Linked DNA regions of Homo sapiens: regions 2 and 3 are each linked to region 1. A link is an interaction called in ENCODE POLR2A ChIA-PET data of the cell type or tissue named here. Cell type or tissue: GM12878. All regions are shown on one strand. Each heading gives the region's core, and the rest is flanking DNA. Links, peaks and the distances in the headings are about the cores only.

Region 1 (7,597 bases), core at 1,123-6,122:
TATATATATTATGTATATATTTTATATATATATAATATATGTATTATATATATTATGTATATATTTTATATATATATAATATATATAAAGCTCAAATCAGATTCCAGGCCTGATATACCTCCCCAAAGAAATTATAAAACCACCAGTTACTTTTCCTTCCCATGTATGTTGTCTCTCCTAATAGCTACTTAATCAGTCTGAGCCTCTACTTTGTTCTTGGGCCTGTGTTAGGTGCTGGGGGCACAAAAACAGCCAGTGCTGAGCCCTGGGGTCAGGGAGCACATTCCCTAGGGAGAAGGATCTGTACAACAGTGTGGAGGGGCTGGCAGATAGGGAGGCTCCCACAAGGAGCCTCAGAAGGGGGCCGTCAGGGTGCCTCAGTTTGTCTGGGAGACTCAGGGAAGGCTTCACAGAGGAGGTGAGCTGGGCCTGTGGCTTGAGGGATGGGTAGGAGTTTACCAGGTGAGCAAGAGAGAGAGGGCTTCCAAGCTGGTAGACCAGCTTTGGTCCTGAGACACAGAGGATGGATGAATGAGAAGACGGTCTGTTTTGGCATTCAGGCATGTATAGGGGAGTAGTGAGAGAGAAAGCTGAAAAGAGGCTTTGGTTGTCCGGGAATATATATATTCTCAGACTATATATATATATATATATGGACAGAATCTTGCTCTGTCACCCAGGCTGGAGTACAGTGGCGCGATCTCCGCTCATTGCAACCTCCGCCTGCCGGGTTCAAGCTATTCTCATGCCTCAGCCTCCCTAGTAGCTGGAATTACAGGTGGGTGCAACCATGCCCAGCTAATTTTTGTATATATATATATTTTTTTGAGATGGAGTCTCGCTCTGTCGCCTTGTGTTTTTAATAGAGACAGGGTTTTGCCATGTTGGCCAGGCTGGTCTCGAACTCCTGACCTCAAGTGATCTGCGTGCCTCGGCTTCCCAAAGTGCTGGGATTACAGGCACGAGCCACCGCGCCTGACTGCCATTTTTTGAGACAGCATTTCAATCTGTTGCTCAGGCTGGAGTGCAGTGATGTGATCACAGCTCACTTCAGTCTCTACCTCCCAGGCTCAATTGATCCTCCCACCTCAGCCTACTGGGTAGCTGGGACCACAGGCGGGCACCACCATGCCCAGCTAATTTTTGTTTTTTGTAGAGACAGGGTTTTGCCATGTTACTCGGGCTAGTCTCAAACTCCTGCTCTCAAGTGACCCGCCTGCCTCGGCCTCCCAAGTGGGACTTTTTATGCCACACTTAGTCATTTGGTTTTTATCCTGTCAGTGAGGAAATTAAACAGAAACATGATTAGCTTTTTTGTGTGTTTGAAAGACCACTTTGGAGCTGTCGTTAAAAAGTCTTAAGACTGGCGTTAGGGATTCCAGTTAAATTGCTCGTGGAGTCCTGGAACAGGGGAGTCAGGGAGAGGTTAGTGCCCCAAATCAGCAGTGGGGTTGGAGGGGCAGGATAGACAAAAGGATCCCTGAGGCAGTCACTTCATTGGGATCATTTTGGATTTAGGAGCATCAGTTGGAAGTGAAGGGCTAACAGGTCTCCTGCTTGGGTAATTGGTGATTGGTGCCTTCTACTGAGGATATACACAGGACCAGGTTTATGTGGGCAAAAGGTGATGAGTTCCAGATGCGCAGAATTGCGTGGATTGGAGAGACCTCAGCCTGGAGCTCTCCAGGGCTAGAATAAGATACATCATTCTGGCAGAAATACGGCTCCAGGATTATAACCTGCAAGCAGGCTTTTTTTTTTCCTTTTTCCCTTCGGTTTTGCTTTCTTGTTTTGCCTGCATTGTCTACTTAAGCAATTTATGTTGATCTGTTTGTTAGCAGAAAAGGAACAAGCAGCAAATGTGTGGAAGTACTCAGGAAGAAGGCAGAAGCCCTAATGATGCGATCTGAGGACCACGTTGGACACGTGAAGCCAGATGCAGTGAAAAGTTGTGAGCTGGTGTTTGAAAGTGATTTACAACAAGTTGGCATCCGCTTGCCAGCTTGTGTTCACATGGACATCTGCCCTGCAGAACTGCAGAATGGCTTAGAACACCGGTTCTGGTTTCAGGTGGACGTTGTTCACCCCTTCATGGGTGTGGGACCTTGGGTGAGTCCTCGCTCCGTGCCCACCTGTCTTTCTTGGATAAAGGTGATAATCGATCCCACTTTACTTGTGAGGATTCAGTGAGATGATTGATGATGTTTCTTAGCTCAGTTTCCAGAAGAGTGGGCACTCAAAAAATTGTCTCTTGAAGTATTTACATGAACAGCTATTCTATAAAGACTCAAAATTTACTATTGAATGTAAATCTGGGATGCAGAATTGGTTTTTTAGGTGATTTATTTTTCATTTATGAAGGCGTGCACCATAGAATTCCTGCAGAGAATGGGGATAGAAACCTCCCTGTTAATGCATTTAAAAATATTTGATTTGCAAAAAATTCAGTATACTTTAAAATAATTTTATTAATAATAATTTGTATTGTAACAACTATATTGTATAATGCATTGAACTTCTAAGTGTGTTTTTTCCCCCATCAGCATCTCAACTGTTCTTCCATAATAGGCCTTGAAGTAGGGTGGTTGTTTTGGCCCTGATGTTACCATTGCAGACGTGAGACTCATCCATGTCACAGAGCAGGTCCCTGGTTTCCCAGTTCTTGATATCTTGTGGCAGGTGGTAGTACTGGGGCCAATTGAAAACTTTCCTGTTGCTTTTGGAAAAAAAAAAAAGAAAAAAGATAAAAGAGACAAAAATGGGCATGTAGTTTTTTGAGCTTTTCTTTTTCTTTTTTTTTTTGAGACTGAGTTTCGCTCTTGTTGCCCCAGCTGGAGTGCAATGGTGTGATCTCACCTCACCGCAACCTCCGCCTCCCAGGTTCAAGTGATTCTCCTGTCTCAGCCTTCCCAGTAGTTGGGATTACAGGTGTCCGCCACCGCGCCCAGCTAATTTTGTATTTTTAGTAGAGGTAGGGTTTCTCCATATTGGTTGGGCTGGTCTCGAACTCCTGACTTCAGGTGATCCGCCCACCTTGGCCTCCCAGAGTGCTGGGATTACAGGCGTGAGCCCCTGCGCCCGGCCTTATTTGAGCTTTTCTAAAAGCAAGAAATTGAGGAAGAAACTCCTAACTGGGCAAATCCAGACCTTTTCTTAGTATCTTCAGAGAATATACAGTTGTGTCTAATTCTTTTTGGAAATATGGTATGCCTTATAAATAGGTACACCTTAATTAGTTGCAAAGATTTAAACAAGTGTAGGAAAGCTAGGAGAGAAAGCTGTTTGTTACTGTTCATTATGTATTGTACAGGGTGATGCTGAGATTGAGTTATTCTTGGTATGAATAACTTCCTTTGAAAGTTAGAATGATAGAGTTTTAGAACGTAAGGGACCTTAGATTTTAATCCGTAATGACCAAGAAAACTGTGTTTTTAAAAATTTTTTTTTTTTTTGAGATGGAGTCTCACTCTGTCACCCAGACCGGAGTGCAGTGGCATGATCTCAGCTCCCTGCAACCTCTGCCTCGTGGGTGATTCTCGTGCCTCAGTCTCACGAGAAGCTGGGACTGCAAGCATGCGCCACCACACCTGGCTAATTTTTGTATTTTTAGTAGAAATGGGGTTTCTCCATGTTGGTCGGGCTGGTCTTGAACTCCTGACCTCCATCCGCCTGCCTCAGCCTCCCAAAGTGCTGGGATTATAGACATGAGCCACCGCGCCTGGCTGGAAAACTGTATTTTTGAGCATTAAGTAATTTCCTTTAAATTTTTGTTGATAAAGGAGAGACCCAGCTGCCAAAGAGGCTTCTGTTCTGGGGGTAAGACTGGTCACTGCATGTTGAATTGACATCATTCAACCAAATGTGGTTTAGCCTGAGCCATCGTATTGTGGGTAAATGTGTAGTTTCTGTTGTGTCTTTGGAAATTCTAAAAATAGGCACTCCCCATACCTCCTTCTGGGGGTTTCCACAGCTGGCTTCAGCCCAGCCAGCTCATTTTGCAGACCTAAAGCGTTTAAGTTCCATGCCCATGGTCAGAGATGTGGGGACTTTGTAAAGTAATATTTCATCTCTAGTGCAGACATAATGCCCAGGAAACAGTTGCACTCATCAGCGAGCCTCGGAGTCATGTTCTTTATGGGTGACACAGTGATACAGCTGTAATATGCACCATGTTCAGTCCAGAGACAGGCAGTGAACTAACGAGAAAACTCCGCTGTTTGCTTAGACTTTCTGTGTATTGACTCAATGCCCACATTACTAAGCGCCCGTCTTTAAAAATTAGCCACAGTCTAGCACGTATAAACAGATAGGACAATTAACACCTGAAATTGTCTTGTTATATAAGTGAAACCAGTGAAACGTCATTAATCAAGACCCTCATACATTTGGAATGCCAAGTGACAGTCAACAGGGTTAGACCGAAGTTGGCTGGAGCCAGTATCTATGAGACAGGAGTTTGTTGAGCAAACCCGTGATATCAGCATGACATGGTCATATTGTTTAATCTGCTTTACAAGAACAAACACTTAGCTTTAATATTGGCATGCGTTGTTAAACATTTATTACAAGTACTTCTTATCAGGACCAACGAGACTTCTGCTTAGCAATAATTTGCCAGCCCTTTAAAGTTGTTTATGAATTTCAGAGCACTTAAATGGCGTTTTTATGTGAAGGTTTTGAAATCGACGGGAGAAAGGGCAAATGCGAGCATCTGATTTGTTTGTACCAGTGCTGCTTGGAAGAGGACTGGGCTTTGAGGAGACACTCAGCATTTCTTGTCGCGTGTAGGATTGAATGGGTGCATCAATCAAATGGTGCTGGGATTAGCGGTTGGCTTGTTGGGAAGAAAACAGCTCATTGTGTTTCTCAGTGGCAGTTCCATTGGCACCACAGCCAAGATGATCTTTCCTTGCTCAGGTTTGTGCTGTGCACTCCGGACATTCAGCTTCCCTGACTCCTACCCCGTGGAAGTTTGTTTCTGACTTGTTTCCAGATACCCCTGGGGAAACAGCTCCCTCCCTGGTTCAGGACCGTCATGTCGCGCCAAACACCAAAACAAATTCCAGGTATTAGAAAGTTCAGTGTAAAAACCCATAAAACAAGAAGAAAATACTAGTTAATATCTGGCAAAAGCTTTTTATTGTTATTGTTTTTTTAATTAAGCTGTTGGCCAGATGTGGTGGCTCATGCCTGTAATCCCAGCACTTTGGGAGGCTGAAGTGGATCATTTGAGCTCAGGAGTTCGAGACCAGCCTGGGCAACATAGGAAGACCCTGTCTCTACAAAAAACAAAAAACAAACCCTCCACAAAAATTATCAGGGCATGGTGGTGCAAGTCTGTAGTCTCAGCTGCTTGGGAGGCTGAGGCACAAGAATTGGTTGAGCCGGGGAGGCGGAGGTTGCAGTGAGCCAAGATCACGCCACTACACTCCAGCCTGGGTGACAAAATGAGACCCTGTCTCAAAAAAAAAAAAAAAAAAAAAAAAAAAAAATCAAGGTATTGAACTCTGTAAAGTCATGCGTCCAAATCTCCCTGGGCATCCTCCATTGCTGCGTAATAAGTCTGTGCCTCCAGTTGTCCTTATGTGGGCTATTCTAGCTCTTTCCCTTACAGTACAACTTGTTCCCCATTTTCTCTGACCTTTTATAGAGGAGATCGAGGCCACCTAGGGTGACGTCACTGCTTCACATCTTGATACCGCAGACTTGCTTTCTTTCTAGGGAAGGCTCCCTCTGCTGCACTTCCAAGAGTCCTGCTCCTTCAGACCCCACCCCCATGCCAATTTCCATTTTGCCTTCTCCTCTTCCTCTGTCCCTGCTGCCTATCACCCTCCTTATACTGTAAAATGCCCCTCTCATCTCCATCTTCCTGCACAGCCACCCTCCAGCCTCTCTCATGCCCTGCGTTCATGGCCAGACCTCTCCATGACTTCTTTCAGTCCAGGCTTGAGGAACCCAGGGCAGGAGGCCTGGCAGGGCGGGCAGAGCCGCCGTGAGGACTGGACTCAGTTGCCCATGGGATCCTGTCACCCAGCCCCAGCTTAAAACCCAGAAGCTCCCACTGCCAGGGGAAGGGAACTCCAGGAAATCATACCAGCCTTCCTTTTCACATTTCTTTCCTCACCATCCCCTACCTCAAGCTAGAAGTTTCCTTCTCACTGAAGCGTCTCTGGGAACGCCCCCATGGTTGCCTTCTCCCCCATCCCTGTCTGCTCTGCTGAGCCACAGTGTTGTCTTCTCTGACTCTAGGTCCCTTCTCTCCAGCTCCCTCCTCCATTACTTCATGGTAGCCCCTTCTTCTGGAAGCCTCTCTGAGACCCTGAGGGCAGGGAGTAACCAGCTCCTGCAATACAGTCTTCATCCAAGGATGGAGAAAGAGCTGGTTGAGCTGGTTGATTGAATATGAAATCTAGGAGGAGATTTACTTTCCCATTTCCAGCTGTGGTCCAAGTTGACCAGCATCATCCAAATAGGTGATTTGCTTGAGCATTTTACAATGATTCAAGCTCTAGGTACTTCCCCCCCGGGAAACACATATCCTGGGAAAAATGAAAACAAATTCCTCCTCAAGGGTGTGATTGGCTGACTCTTTTTTTTTTTTCTTTTTTTTTTTTTGAGAGAGACTCTCACTCTGTCACCCAGGCTGGAGTGCAGTGGTGCAATCTTGGCTCACTGCAGCCTCCACCTCCTGTGTTCAAGTGATCCTACTGCCTCAGCCTCCTGAGTAGCTGGGATTACAGGTGTGTCCCACCACGCCCAGCTAATTTTTATATTTTTAGTAGAGACGGTGTTTTACCATGTTGGCCAGGCTGGTCTCAAACTCCTCACCTCACGTGATCCACCCACCTTGGCCTCCCAGAGTGCTGGGATTACAGGCATAAGCCACCGCGCCTGGCCTCTTTCATTTTCTTTTTTTTTTGAGATGGAGTCTCGGTCTGTTGCCCAGCCTGGAGTGCAGTGGCATGATCTCGGCTCACTGCAAGCTCCGCCTCCCGGGCTCACGCCATACTCCTGCCTCAACCTCCCGAGTAGTTGGGACTACAGGCGCCCGCTACCTCGCCCGGCTAATTTTTTTGGATTTTTTTAGTAGAGATGGGGTTTTGCCATTTTCACCATGTTAGCCAGGGTGGTCTCGATCTCCTGACCTCGTGATCCACCCGCCTCGGCCTCCCAAAGTGCTGGGATTACAGGCGTGAGCCACCGCACCTGGCCTGACTCTTTCATTTTCAATGTTGTGTTTGAGACACCACAACTATGATTCTGCAAGGCACAGTCATGAAAATATTGGAACCAAAGGTGGGTGCATCTCCAGTCTTTTCCTTGAGAATTGTTTCTTTCCAGTGCACGTTGTGTGGGTGGTGGTGGGGGTGGTTCAGGTTCAGGTGGGTGTGGCCAGCGGAGGTGTGGGAAAATTTGCTGACTCCAGGATTAGCAACGTGCAAGGCCCGCTTTCTCCTCTTGGATGCTGCAAACAGTACGTGGTCTGTGATGTGCCCACGTGTTGGCATTTCCCTGTATGCCTCCTTGTCAGGTGATATAGGCGTCTTTTTCCTCTTTTATGGTTTTCGTTCATTTCTTTCTTTCTTTCTTTTTTTTT
Region 2 (7,597 bases), core at 42-5,041, 210 kb after region 1:
GTACTTACTATTTTTATATTTTTGGGAAAGTGAGATTTAATAAAAACAGATTCATCAAAGAAAATGTACAGACATGAAGGGAACTATTAACATATTTACATGGTTTAGGCCAGGCATGGTGGCTCGCGCCTGTAATCCCAGCACTTTGGGAGGCCAAGGTGGGTGGATCACTTGAGGTCATGAGTTTGAGACCAGCCTGGCCAACATGGCGGAACCCCATCTCTATTAAAAATACAAAAATTAGCAGGCATGGTAGCGCACACCTGTAATCTCTGCTACTCGGTAGGCTGAGGCAAGAGAATCACTTGAACCTGGGAGGCGGAGGTTACAGTGAGCCGAGATTGTGCCATTATAATCCAGCCTGGGCAACAAGAGTGAAACTCTGTCTCAAAAAAAGAACAAACATATTTATGTGGTTTAAAGTGTTTAGCTATGTGTGGAGAGATTTCAGACTGTCAGCTTTTAAGTAACAGCTTTTCTTCTTCCATGATGCATTAATATTTGTCACTCAGGCACTGGCAGGAGGGAACCAGAGGCTGTGTTCTACAACAAATGGCATCTGCAAAGAGCCACCACTACAGATGAGCAAGATGTTTAAAGTCAACTGGAATTAGGAACTATCTTATTTCTTCACTGAATATGATAAACAAGAACTTGTATTGAATCTGCAGAATATCAAGTTTTATAAAATCCCGCGTCTCTTCTATCTTTGCTTTTTACTTCAAACATGTTAGATTGAGTTCTGGAGATACACAAACTAGAAAGGGCATTGTAGAAAATGGTTAAGTATGTTGGCCCTTCGGCATTCATGTTGGTCTGTGTAAACGTGGGCAAGTTATTTCAGCCCTACCAGTGTCGGGAGTCTTGTGGGAGAAATCACAGGAGTGGTGCAGGAGTAAATAGAATAATCTATTGAAAGCTCTTGGAATGGTGCCGGGCAGATGATGCATGCCAGTAGCAGCTGTTTGTCACTATTGTTTTGCTTATTGTTGCTGTAATTCCAACTTCTTGCCTTCCAGGTTCTGGTCTTCCTGCCAAGGGGCCATGCATGTGCATAGACACTCAACTGTGATGGAGATAAAGGGTACTGTAAAAACGGGCATTACCCAGACCGTGTGGGTCAGGGAGGGCTTCCTGGAGGAAGTCATGACCCAGCCTTGTCTTAAAGGACACATTCAGTGACCAAAGAGAGCTGTGAGGAACACGAACATTTCAGGGCCTGTTGGGGGAAGGGGACTGTGTAGAGCATCGCTCCCCAATCTTTTGGGCACCAGGACCAGTTTTGTGGATGACAGTTTTTCCATGGAGACGGGGTGGGGGAAATGGTTTCGAGATGATTCCAGCACATTATATTTATTGTGCACTTTATTTCTATTATTATTACATTGGAATACATAATAAAATAATTCTACCACTTATCATAATGTAGAGCCAGTGGCAGCCCTGAGCTTGTTTTCCTGCAACTGGACAGTCCCATCTGGGGATGATGGGAGACAGTGACAGATCATCAGGCGTTAGATTCTCAAAAGGAGCGTGGAACCCAGATCCCTCGCATGCGCAGTTCACAATAGGGTTCATACTCCCATGAGAATCTAATGCCACCACTGATCTGACAGGAGGTGGAGCTCAGGCGGTGATGCGGGTGATGGGGAGCGGCTATAAATACAGATGAGGCTTTGCTCACTTGCTGCCCCCCTCTTGCTGTGCAGCCTGGTTTCTAACAGGCCACAGACTGGTACCAGTGCATGGCCTGCAGGCTGAGGACCCCTGAGAACATGTGTTTAGAAATGAAGAAAAGTCAGCAGAGACCCCTAAAAGCCAGGCAGGAGAGGAGGCTCAAGAGGGAGGGAAAGATCAGCTCTCAAACATCCTGGAGAGTTGAAGAAAAATAGAGACTAAAAATTGTCCCTTGGATTTAGTGACAGTGAAGTCATTTGTGCTTCCATAAGGATCATTTCAATCAAGTGGTAGAGAAACAGCCCAGTAGTGTGCTGGTAAACGTTTAACAACGGGCTCTTGGGGCAGTGTTGGGAGGAAGAAGAGGTCCTGATCTGTAGCTTTTACCCATTTCCATGGTGTAAAGACTTTCTATGTGACTAATTTAAAGCCACCAACTGAAGTCATTGAATCCAGATTAGGAAGGGATGTTCATAGACCATGTGGTTCCAGCTGTCTCCAGAGCATGCCTGAAACAGCCTGATCTCCGGAGTCATGGTGATGGCCAGGTGACAAGGCAGAGATGGGCAGGTAGCTTGATGTTTCCAGTTTGTAAGCTTTCTGTATCATTCATTTAAACAGTGTGGTAATATATCTGCTGTCCTCTGCTGCATCTCAACGCCGAGATTTGTCCCTCCCCTCCTTTCTCTGGGCACATTCTGATACTATGGTGCTGTCTCCTCCCCCTTCTCAGCAGATGTATCTGCTTCCATCTGCCTCTCAGAAAAACCCACCATGTTACCGTGAAGAAGCTTACATCCACTTTGCCCAGCAGTAAGTGTATAATGGGATGTCAAGAACAGAACAGAAGGGTTTGAGCATAGAGCCTTGTGGGGTTTATCACTACCACAGTTCAAGGCAGAAGATGTCCTCACCAACTGAGACAAGTGCTCAGGTCCACTTGTCAGGGACGGTCTTCACAGTGGAAGGTGACTTTTCATCTCTGGGCCACCCAGATGTGTGATCTGACTTTAGGCTCAAAAAGCAACCTTTTGGTCTTAATCTGGCCTCTCAAGTAGACTTCCCTTACTTGAATGAAAATGCATATGCTTTCCAGCCTAACCTGACTTTCCCTGTCTTATTGTTGGTGAAAGGTTTCTATTCAAGATTATGTATGCATTGACTTCCTGGCTAATACATCAGTGTTCTGTGAGTTTAGTTAACAGGATTGGAGACCCGATAACCCCTTAAGGGAACAGGTAATAGCAGCAAACACTTACATAGCCCTCAGTATATACTAGGCACTCTTAGGAGTACTTTATGTATTCAACCAAGTAACAAACCCTTGAGCTGTCTGTTTTATTGATGAAGAAACTGAGGCACAGAGATATTTAGTGCTTTGTCCAAGGTCACATAAGAGAGTGTCAGAACCAGGTTCTGAATGTAGGCCTTTGGGGTTCTGCAGTCTGTTTCCTAATCACCACCTTCTGCTGGTTCCTGCCTGGTGAGTCCCAGAGCTGAGAATGAGACCCTGGACCTGGGGACCCCATCAAAGTGCAGGCAACCCGGAAGACTCCACCTCCACTAAACGCAGGCCCTGTGCCCATCCCTGGAAGGAAGGGACGCAACAGAGGCCATCCTAGAGCCTCGAAGTGCCCCCTTCCGTGCTGACATTCTGACGTTCCCGCTCCTGCAGCTCCTCTACCCTCGCCTGGTTTCTTTGGTTTCTGGGGACGAATCCAGACATTTTCCAGCTCCAGGTCTGCTTCCAGGTGAGGAAGCTCCGCCTGGGCCTGAGAAGACATCTCTGGTTGGGAGGAGCTCTGCTGTGTGGTACCTGCCTGCCCACTGAATGAAACCTGTCCTCTCTGTACCCCCAGTTCCCTGAATGTTTCAGAATGCCTTTTTTTTTTTTTTTTTTTTTGAGACAGAGTCTTACTCTGTCTCCCAGGCTGGAGTGCAGTGGCGCAATCTCGGCTCACTGCAACCTCCCCCTCCCGGGTTCAAGCAATTCTCCTGCCTCAGCCTCCCGAGTAGCTGAGATTACAGACACGTGCCACCACGCCCAGCTAATTTTTTGTATTTTTAGTAGAGATAGGGTTTCACCGTGTTGGCCAGGCTGGTCTGGAACTCCTGACCTCAGGCGATCTACCCGCCTCGGCCTCCCAAAGTGCTGGGATTACAGGCGTGAGCCACCGCGCCCAGCCCAGAATGTCATTCGAGTTTTCTTTTTGCCCCAGGTTATCCTGCTAATGCCTTATTTCTCCACTTCATGAAGCATTTCATTTCTGAGGCCAGTCCATTAAGGGGCTAATAAAAAGGGAACTTGCTGGACACGGTAGATAAACTAAAAAGCACTCCCTCTTAGGATGCTCCTCCCTGGCTCTCCAGTGCTCTGTGAGAAGAGAAATGAGACATTTGCTTTCTGTCCTCTCTTTCTCTGGGACCTTAAGGGAAAGCTGCTGTGGGTTGCTTCATGGAGCTTCCACTTCCAAAACTCCAGCCTGGAACAAAGGTCTACAAGGCACCTTCAAGGGTTGTAGAGAGACTTCGTGGAAGCACAAAAATAACTTCGGAGGGAGAGGGAAGGTTTCATATTCTCAGGCATGTTTACACATCTGTTGTCCCAAATTGGGCTTTAATTAATTAATTACTTTTTTTTTTTTTTTTTTTTGAGACAGGGTCCCTATCTCTTGCCCAGGCTGGAGTGCAGTGGCACGATCATAACTCACTGCATCCTCAAACTCCTGGGCTTAAGAAATCTTCCTGCCTCAGCCTCCCAAGTAGTGGGGATTAAGGCATGAACCACCATGCCTGGTGGCCTCAGGTTGGGTTTTAATACTGTGGGTTTAATGGTGTCCTGGATGTACCAGGAAGTTGACAGGATCAGAGCAAGAGTCAGTTGGATTTTCCCCGGTTGTTCCTAGTAGAGGAAGAAGACCTTTGCAAAGAGAGAAAGTGGGTCCTGGATGGGCGTGGAGGTCGCATATTCCTCTCTGGGTGCAGCTTGGACAGGTCAGTCTTCTTCTTTGAGCAGGTGTGTCATCATCTATATAATGAACAGCTGGAACCATATGTTTTTCAAAACACCTAGAGACCTGAAAGTTCCATGATTTTGGTGACAGCATAAAATTGTAATACCTTTTGTTGTTAGTATTGTTGCATTTTTTAAAATCCCTCAAATTGATGTAGTCTTGGCACGTGGTCTTGTAAAGCAAATACATGATAGGGATCCATTTTTGGACAGTGTATCTTTAAGGAATATGATTGTTAATAGAATGAGTGTCCGCATCTCTTTCTCAAGACCTGACTAGATGGTGTTTGGGGTGGTGCCTCTGTCCCTCGATCATTGGCAGGAATAAAGGTAGTTGAAGCCAAAGATTGAACCTTCACTTTTCCCTACAGTTGAGGGCTAATTAACTCCAGTCTTGTCCAAGAACTCAATTTATAGCATCCTTAAGCTCTTCTTCTAGCAATCTCAAGGCTCCAGGAAACTTTTAAAAAAAGAAAGCTCTTTTCCACAAACAGAAGTTTAGGAATGCATATCCAGAATTTCCACCTTCTAAATTGGCACCTAAGCGTGATAGATGGCTCCCTATAACGGGCAGCTCTTGCTCACTGCAGCAGCACGCTAGTGGTAATATCACAGCCTGTGGCATTACACGAGACTGTGACAAGCCATTAAGAAAAAAAATAGGCCAGTGTTATTGAAAAGCCTGATTGCATTTCTGTCATCTAAAGTATGTGAAGCAGCCTTGTAAACTACAAACTTTTTCTGTTTTAGAACTTTGGAACCCATTTCAACACTTTGTCCATACAGTGGTTGAGAGTCGGTATCTACCAATTTGCTTGCCGATATCTACCAATTTGCAACCTCCACCTCCGGGGGTGCAGGTGATTCTCCTGCCTCAGCCTTCTGAGTAGCTGGGATTACAGGCGTCTGACACCATGCCTGGCTCATTTTTTGTATTTTTAGTAGAGACGGGGTTTCACTATGTTGGCCAGGCTGGTCTCGCACTCCTGACCTCACGATCCACCTGCCTTGGCCTCCTAAAGGTCTGGGATTACAGGCATGAGCCGCCGCACCCGGCCTAGGATTACATTTCCTTTTGTAGGGGCAGAAACATCACAGAGTTCTGGGTACGGTTGAGTTGTGTGTTTTTTCTTCAAGGTAAGCAATAATATCCCGATTGTACAGGGAAGAAAACTGAGAGGTAGAGAAGAGAAAGTGACTTGGCCTGTAAGTGCGGGAGTCTGACGGCAGAGGCTGTGTAATAATACCATGTTCTGGTCATCACCCCCATCACACAATCCTTATTAACTTACAGCTGCCCCATACTCTGCTTTTCTCCTTAATTATTATTTTTTAACCCAAGACAGGTAGGATAGGGTGATGTTAAAAGAGCCAGACTGCCTTGATTCTCACACCAGATTTTCTGCTTTGTAGCTCCTGTCACCTAGAGCACTGGACCTCTCTGAGTCTCGGTTTCCTTATCTCCAAAATGGGCATGGCAACAGGAGTTCCCTCCTTGAGTTGTGAGGATTGAATTAATAAATACTTGGAAGCCCTTCACACACACACTACCGTGTAGCAAGTGTTCACTTGGTGTTGTCATTATGCCCTAGCTTTGTTGTTGTTGTGTGCACATGTAATCCAGATTGCTGACAAAAATAGGCAACTGTGGATTGACACTATATACACATTTAAGCAAATGCAACCATATGCATCTCTCTTATGAAGTTAAAATAGAGTACGGTTATATTTTGCATGTGTTCCGCATATTGTAATAGCCATAGTTTTATATATTACAAAGTGCTAAATACGTATTCACTTTATAGGGTTGAATACACAGAAATATGTGCTCCATACTTGAATGGGCAATTGAAATAATTTTCGAGGGAAATTTTGATGACTGTGTAATAACTTTTGCCTTTCTTGCTGACTTTATATTCTAGCTTCTTTTTAAATTTTGACTAAGTCCGGGTTGAGAGGCCTTGATAAGCCCTTGGAAACCTCCACCCCACCTACTCCAGGATATCTGGTTACTAGGGTGCACCCTCACCCTCCACAAGGCTTATTCACCATGTGCTCTAGGGCTACCAGCTGTTGTTATACTGGGAATCGGATGTGTCTCATATCCTCTGATTCTTTGAGTACCAGCCATACCAGCTATTGTGTTAGAAACTGCCGACATGGAGTAATCAGCCCCAAGTCGCCATCCTTAGAAGTGTGTGTTCAAATTATAACCCAGTGTGGCCCAGCAAGCACATTACCAGCTAATCAACTCAGCAGGTGCCTGGACCTGGGGCTTCTCAGTGAAGATAACGTTGGAGATGGGTTTACAGGGTTGGAAGGGGCTGGGAGCTGGAGGACTGATAATCCATTCTGAGGAGGAATGGCAGGCAGAACGCCTGAGAGCCCCAAAGGGTTCCTGAGCAGGGAGTCTCTGGGACCGGAGGATGGGCGAGAGGAGGCAGAATTGGTGGAGTTAGGTGAGGGGGCCTCCTGGGCCACCCCTAGGAAGGAAGACCCAGGTCCCTCAGGTGATTGGGAGCCATTGGTAGCTTTCAGCAAGAGGAATTCACTATTTTTGACCCTCGATTAAGATTTGTTGCATTTTATATTCCATTTCCATCTAAATAAGAAAATATATTGGAGTAATTAATTTACTCAAGTATAGGTTCTGGAAGGAAGTTGTTCAAATTCTTTGCCCTTCTTTGGAAATGGAACTTAGGGAGTCTGAGTGTGTGAGTGTGTGCATGTGTGTGTGTAGGTGTGAGTGTGTGCACGTGTGTAGGTGTGTGCATGTGTACATGTATAGTTATGTGTGTGTATATCGGTGTGTGTGCATGTGTACATGTGTAGTTATGTGTGTATATCGTGTGTGTGCGTGTGTGTAGGTGTGTATTGTGTTTGCAAGTATGTATACGTATGTGTAGT
Region 3 (6,577 bases), core at 1,578-6,577, 99 kb before region 1:
ATATAACTACTTGAGTTTTGATTTCTTGTTTGACCTCGCGAGTCCATTATGCTGGACTTTTCTCAGGGTTAGGGCCATGTGAACTATAAACCTAACACGGATGTGAATGTGGTCAAGACAGTAAGAACTGTGAGTATTTGTAGAATTCTCCAAGCATCCAGCCATTGTCGCAGAATCAGGGCCCAGCACAGAGAGAGTGGTCTTCTTTGGTCCCAGCCTACAAAGTGCCAGCTATCTACTGAGAGGGCCTCCCAGGTTCCACAGTGGAAGGCCAGGGATGAGGACGATGGAGACAAGCTCTGGCCAGTGAAGTGGCTTAGCTAGGGCAAGAAGCAGCTGGCTTTCCAGGCCCTTCTGTGATGGAGCTGGCTCATGTGGGTAAGAACTTCCCAAAGGCAGTTTGAACTCTTAGTCTGCTGGGCAAGGAGCAGGTTACAGGGACAAGGGCACCAGTCCTGCTGATCACCAGACTTCCAATTTCTTCCTCTTCCAGGCTGTCACCCCTCATTCCTGCCCAGTAGGAAGGAGGAAGGCAGATTTCTTCTCCAAATGCTGCTTTTGTGAGACTGACCTCTGATTGGGTGACACGTGTCATGAGTACGTACCTGTTCTCCTTTTATTTTATTATTATTATTTGCGATGGAGTCTCCCTCTGTCGCCCAGGGGCGCGATCTTGGCTCATTGCAACTTCTGCCTCCCGGGTTCAAACAATTCCCCTACCTCAGCCTCTGGAGTAGCTGGGATTACAGGCCTACACCATACCCGGCTAATTTTTGTATCTTTAGTAGAGATGGGGTTTCACCATGTTGGCCAGGCTGGTCTTGATCTCCTGACCTAAAGTGATCTGCCCTCCTCAGCCTCCCAAAGTGCTGGGATTACAGGAGTGAGCCACCGTGCCCGGCCTTGTTTTCCCTTTTTTTTTTTTCTTTCTTTTTTTGAGGTGGAGTCTCGCTCTTTCGCCCAGGCTGGAGTGCAGTGGCGCTGGCGCCATCTCGGCTCACTGCAAGCTCCATCTCCCGGGTTTAAGCGATTCTCCCGCCTCAGCCTCCTGAGTAGCTGGGACTACAGGTGCCTGCCACCACGCCTGGCTAATTTTGTTTTTGTGTTTTTAGTAGAGAAGGGGTTTCACCACGTTAACTAGGATGTTCTTGATCTTCTGACCTCGTGATCTGCCCGCTGCGGCCTCCCAAAGTGCTGGGATTACAGGCGTGAGCCATCGCGCCCGGCCCCCATTTCTAGCAGTTGAGTCATGCGCCCTCAGCGCAACATACACGAGAGCCTTCCAATCTACCACCTTCCCTCTTACCCTCATCTCACGACGTGCCCCAGTGTGTGTTATTCCTGGGTACGGTGGGTGTCTGAGGTTCTCCCCAATACCATGCTCTCTCATCTGTTCTTTTTTCCTGGTGTTTCCCCTGCCTGGAATGTTGCAATTCCAACCCTGCAGCTATAGAGTTCCAACATATCTATGAAGCCCCTTTTAGAAGATCATCACGACCAGGCTCAGCTCATGCCTGTAATCTCAGCACCTAGAAAGGCTGAGGTGGGAGGATGGCTTAAGTCCAGGAGCTTAAGACGAGCCCGGGCAACATAGCGAGACCATATGGCTACCAAAAAATGAAAATAAAAAATTAGCTGGGCATGGCCGTGTGCACCTGTGGTCACAGCTATTCAGGAGGCTGAGGTGGGAGGATCGTTTGAGCCCAGGAGGTCGAGGCTGCAGTGAGCTATGATTGTGCCGCTGCACTCCAGCCTTGGTGACAGTGAAACCGTCTCAAAAGAAGTAAAAATAAAAAATAAAGACGGTAATCACTTGCTCCCATGCATTCCCAGTGAGCTCGGGATACACACATGTTATAGAACCTATCAAAATGTCACTTTATTTTGCCATCAGCCTCCCCATTCCTAATCAGGGGCTCTGTATCTTTCAGCTTCCTAGCACGCTTCTTGCATACAGTAGATGCCTCTTATTAGCTGTAAGGAATTGATAATATGCAGCTTACAGCTTCAAATGAAAGCCCCCACAGGAGGAAGTGTAAGAGAGGCAGACTAAGGAATGCACTATGACTTAATTCCAACGTCTCCAAGCAGGACATGTCTTTCACTGCCCATGAAGAATAGTAAATAGTCAGCCGGGCGCAGTGGCTCACGCCTGTAATCCCAGCACTTCGGGAGGTCGAGGCGGGCAGATCACCTGAGGTCAGGAGTTTGAGACCAGCCTGGCCAACGTGGCGAAACCCTGTCTTTACTTAAAGTACAAGAGATTAGCCAGGTGTGTGCCTGTAGTCCCAGCTACTCAATAGGCTGAGGGTGGAGAACTGCTTGAATCCAGGAGGTGGAGGCTGCAGTGAGCCCAGATAGTGCCACTGCACTCCAGCCTGGGCAACAGAGCGACACTCCGTCTCAAAAAAAAAAAAAAAAAGTGAATAGTTTCTTTTAGAGAAGTCCTCATAAATAAAACATGCTCTAGAACGTGCCTGTGCTGACGTACTGAAGGACTGAGAGGACTACAGCTTTAGGCACCAGGAAGAATGTGCACCAGGGTGGCCCACTATCCCCACCCCAATACCTCCTTCCAGACATTTCTGTGCTCCTGAGGGAACAGTGCATATTTCCTATTCGAAAGGCCCCAATCTGTAGCATCTTAAATTTGGTCTGCATCAGACTTCCTTTTTTTTTTTTTTTTTTTGAGACGGAGTCTCGCTCTGTCGCCCAGGCTGGAGTGCAGTGGCGGGATCTCGACTCACTGCAAGCTCCGCCTCCCGGGTTCACGCCATTCTCCTGCCTCAGCCTCCCAAGTAGCTGGGACTACAGGCGCCCGCCACCACGCCCAGCTAATTTTTTGTATTTTTAGTAGAGATGGGTTTTCACCGTGTTAGCCAGGACTGTCTCGATCTCCTGACCTCGTGATCCGCCGGCCTCGGCCTCCCAAAGTGCTGGGATTACAGGCCTGAGCCACCGCGTCCGGCTCTGCATCAGACCTCCTTTAATTGGCACTTGGATTTCAGACAGGGTTTGCATTGAGTGGAAACACCAGGAGGACACTAAGAGCTTTGGAAAGGTCGACATGGAACCAGCTCTTTGCAGTATGAAGGGCTTCTGTCTAAGAAGGCTGGGGGAAGCTGGTAAGAAAGGAAACCATCTGACCGGGCACGGTGGCTCACGCCTGTAATCCCAGCACTTTGGGAGGCCAAGGCGGGCAGATCACGAGGTCAAGAGATTGAGACCATCCTGGCCAACATGGTGAAACCTCGTCTCTACTAAAAATACAAAAAGAAAAATTAGCTGGGTGTGGTGGTGGGCACCTGTAATCCCAGCTATTCGGGAGGCTGAGGCAGGAGAATTGCTTGAACCCAGGAGGCAGAGGCTGCAGTGAGCTGAGATCTCGCCACTGCACTCCAGCCCGGGTGACAGAATGAGACTGTGTCTCAAAAAAAAAAAAAAAGGAAACCATCTCACCCCTCACCTCAGTCTCATCTCAGACACCTGGGCATCTTTCAGATCCTTAGCTGACTCTCAGGAGCAGAGAAGAGAAGCTATTCCAACACTATTCTAGGCATTTCCGTGATCACCCCCAACCCCATGACAAAGAAGGCTGGCAAAACCCACCCATGGAAACAAGCCATTGGGATGACTTGTTTCCTGTGAAATCTCCAACACTCAGCATAGTGCCTACCCTGTCATAGGTGCCCAATAAATGTTAAGTAGATAAATGAATGAATGACAACCAAACAAAATAGCCAAAGGATCCATTTGGTCAAACGGCTTTAAGGATCAAATCAGTTATAATTTTAAGCCAAATAAGCCTCCTGCTTGTTTTATTATGAAGACGAATCCAAGATTTGATTAGGTCATGCGCTATTTTACTGTATTCACTGGAATAGTTTGGGTCCCAAGCACAGAATTTAGATCCTTGAGGGTGAGGATTACACCTTATTTTGCCCTCCTCTTCATCCAAATGCCATAGCTGATGATGCTATGAGGTGATTAGATAGAGAAATCTTGAGATGTCAAATATTTAAATCCAATTTTTCTTTACTAAATGATCTTTCTCCATTAATTACATTTAACTTAGAGTATTCTGCCAATAGAAATAATCCCAAGTGAACTGAGTGCATAGTTGGTGTGACCTTTTCAGCTGAAAAAAGGGGCTTCTGTTAGTACTATGCACGGAACTTTCAGAGCACTTAAGCCTGCAAAACCAATTGTAGTTTTTGTAAAATGCATCTAACAATGAGAATTTCTCATTATAAAGGAAAAAAATTGGCCAGCACGGTAGCTCACACCTGTAATCCCAGCACTTTGGGAGGCCAAGTGGGTGGATCACTGGAGGTCAGAAGTTTGGGACAGCCTGACCAACATGGTGAAACCCTGTCTCTACTAAAAATACAAAAATTAGCTGGGCATGGTGGTGCATGCCTGTAATCCCAGCTACAGGAGAGGCTGAGGCTGGAAAATCACTTGAACCTGGGAGGCAAAGGTTGCAGTGAGCTGAGATTGTGCCATTGCACTCCAGCCAGGGCGACAATAGCGAAATTCCATCTCAAAACAAAACAAAACAAAACAAAAAAAAAAAAAAAAAGAGAAAAGGGAAAAAAATAATGCAAGAAAGAGGTAGAGGTTTCCTTGTCTAGGACATAGTAATCTGCCTTGAGAAAATTCTCCAGTTTGTGAGGGTGAGTTCTGGTTGGATGCCAGGGGATTCCCCTGACAAATATTCTTATAATATTAAGTAGGAAAAAGTTCCCTGACTTGACTTTAATTTGATTCTCAAGGATTTAAAGATGTTTTTCTTTGCAACCATGGCAAAGAACAAAACTGGAAACTATGAAAAGGCAAAATGAAACAATGAGAAGGATAGTCATATATTCATAAAGACCAAAATAATATTTTTGTCAAAATTTGAGTCACTTCTGGTTGGGCGCAGTGGCTCACGCCTGTAATCCCAGCACTTTGGGAGGCTGAGGAGGGAGGATCACTTGAGGTCAGGGGTTCTAGACCAGCCTGGTCAACATGAAGAAACCCCGTCTCTACTAAAGATACAAAAATTGGCTGGGTGTGATGGCTCATGCCTGTAATCCCAGCACTTTGGGAGGCCAAGGCAGGTGGATCATGAGGTCAGGAGATCGAGACCATCCTGGCCAACATGGTGAAACCCCGTCTCTACTAAAACTACAAAATTTAGCTGGGCGTGGTGGCACGTGCCTGTAATCCCTCACCCTGTCACCAGGCTGGAGTGCAGTGGTGCAATCTTGGCTCACTGCAACGTCTGCCTCCTGGGTTCAAGTGATTCTCCTGCCTCAGCCTCCCGAGTAGCTGGGATTACAGGCACCCGCCACCACACCTGCCTAATTTTTGTATTTTTAGTAGAGATGGGGTTTCACCACGTTGGTCAGGCTGGTCTCGAACTCCTGACCTCGTGATCTACCTGCCTCAGCCTCCCAAAGTGCTGGGGTTACAGGCATGAGCCACCGCACCTGGCCCTACCAGGCTTTTTGGTTGCCTCTTAGGATAGCAATAATTGATGACTAGTCCCCTGAAAATTTCCTGTGCAATGGAAACGACTTCCTTTCTGAATTGTCTTCATCAGTAGGAGCAGACAGCAATTTTCACAAATGCTAGAAATGCCGGTGTCAGCTTCCCATCCTAGGGCACCCAGGTTAGCCCACCTATGCCCTCTTTGTAGCTTTCATTGCTTTGGGTATAGAAATGGATCCAGGAACTCATGAGATACAGTGGCAGTATGCAGAGAACGTTCTACTGAAGAAGAGGACAATCAACGCTCCTTCATAGGAGATGTTGCCTAATAGCTCTGAGAGTTGGGATTTCGGCCGGGCGTGGTGGCTCATGTGTATAATCCCAGCACTTTGGGAGGCCGAGGCAGGCGGATCACGAGGTCAGGAGATCGAGACCACCCTGGCCAACATGGTGAAACCCCATCTCTACTAAAAATACAAAAATTAGCTTCGCGTGGTAGTGCGTGCTGGTAGTCCCAGCTACTCAGGAGGCTGAGGCAGGAGAATCACTTGAACTCAGGAGGCGGAGGTTGCAGTGAGCCGAGATTGCACCACTGCACTCCAGCCTGGTGACAGGCGAGTCTCCGTCTCAAAAAACAAAAAAAAAAAAAAGAGAAGTTGGAATTTCTTGGGGAGTCAAAATGAGAAAAGGATGATCTCACAGGGCTCACATTTTCAGCCTTTCTCTCTTGTGGTGTGTGAAGGCCGTTGGTGGTGGTGTTTTCTTTTTCTTTTTTTTCCTTTTGTTGAGACAAGGTCTTGTTCTATCACCCAAGCTGGATTGCTGTGGTGTAATCATGGCTCACTGCAGCCCCAAACTCCTGGGCTCAATTGATCCTCCCATCTCAGCCTCCCTGGGAGCTGGAACCACAGGTACACACCACCACACCCAGCTAAATTTTTTGTTTGTTTGTTTTTGTTTTTGTTTTTGTTTTTGTTTTAGAGATGGGGTTTCACCATGTTGCCCAGGCTGGTCTCAAACTCCTGGACTCAAGCAATCCAGCTGCCTTGGCCTCCCAAAGGGTTGTTCTTAACATGGACGTTACTGATAAAGATTCTGC

What was found. ChIA-PET counts read pairs that join two places held together with the same protein. Peaks named below come from ENCODE experiments on the same cell type or tissue, not always from the same donor. Only the 100,000 strongest peaks of a DNase experiment are listed, where the experiment ranks them.
Region 2: POLR2A ChIA-PET joins it to region 1 with 5 read pairs; 2 of 35 experiments call an interaction of 5 or more read pairs at or near these places.
Region 3: POLR2A ChIA-PET joins it to region 1 with 8 read pairs; 4 of 35 experiments call an interaction of 5 or more read pairs at or near these places.

The regions. Positions count from the first base shown.
Region 1 is chr10:12,401,261-12,408,857 of GRCh38, forward strand. All of the region lies in intron 1 of CAMK1D (calcium/calmodulin dependent protein kinase ID), which reads left to right. Among named protein-coding and RNA genes, the nearest start is that of CAMK1D, 56 kb to the left of the region's middle. RefSeq lists a silencer at 3,758-3,807 and an enhancer at 3,938-4,047. In GM12878, for the core only: no CTCF peak of the experiment used is centred there; a DNase peak (open chromatin) is centred at 3,917.
Region 2 is chr10:12,608,030-12,615,626 of GRCh38, forward strand. The region is part of intron 2 of CAMK1D (calcium/calmodulin dependent protein kinase ID); the gene reads left to right. Among named protein-coding and RNA genes, the nearest start is that of MIR4480, 33 kb to the left of the region's middle. In GM12878, for the core only: no CTCF peak of the experiment used is centred there; no DNase peak of the experiment used is centred there.
Region 3 is chr10:12,301,475-12,308,051 of GRCh38, forward strand. No RefSeq gene overlaps it. Among named protein-coding and RNA genes, the nearest start is that of CAMK1D, 45 kb to the right of the region's middle. In GM12878, for the core only: no CTCF peak of the experiment used is centred there; a DNase peak (open chromatin) is centred at 6,217; H3K27ac peaks cover 389 bases.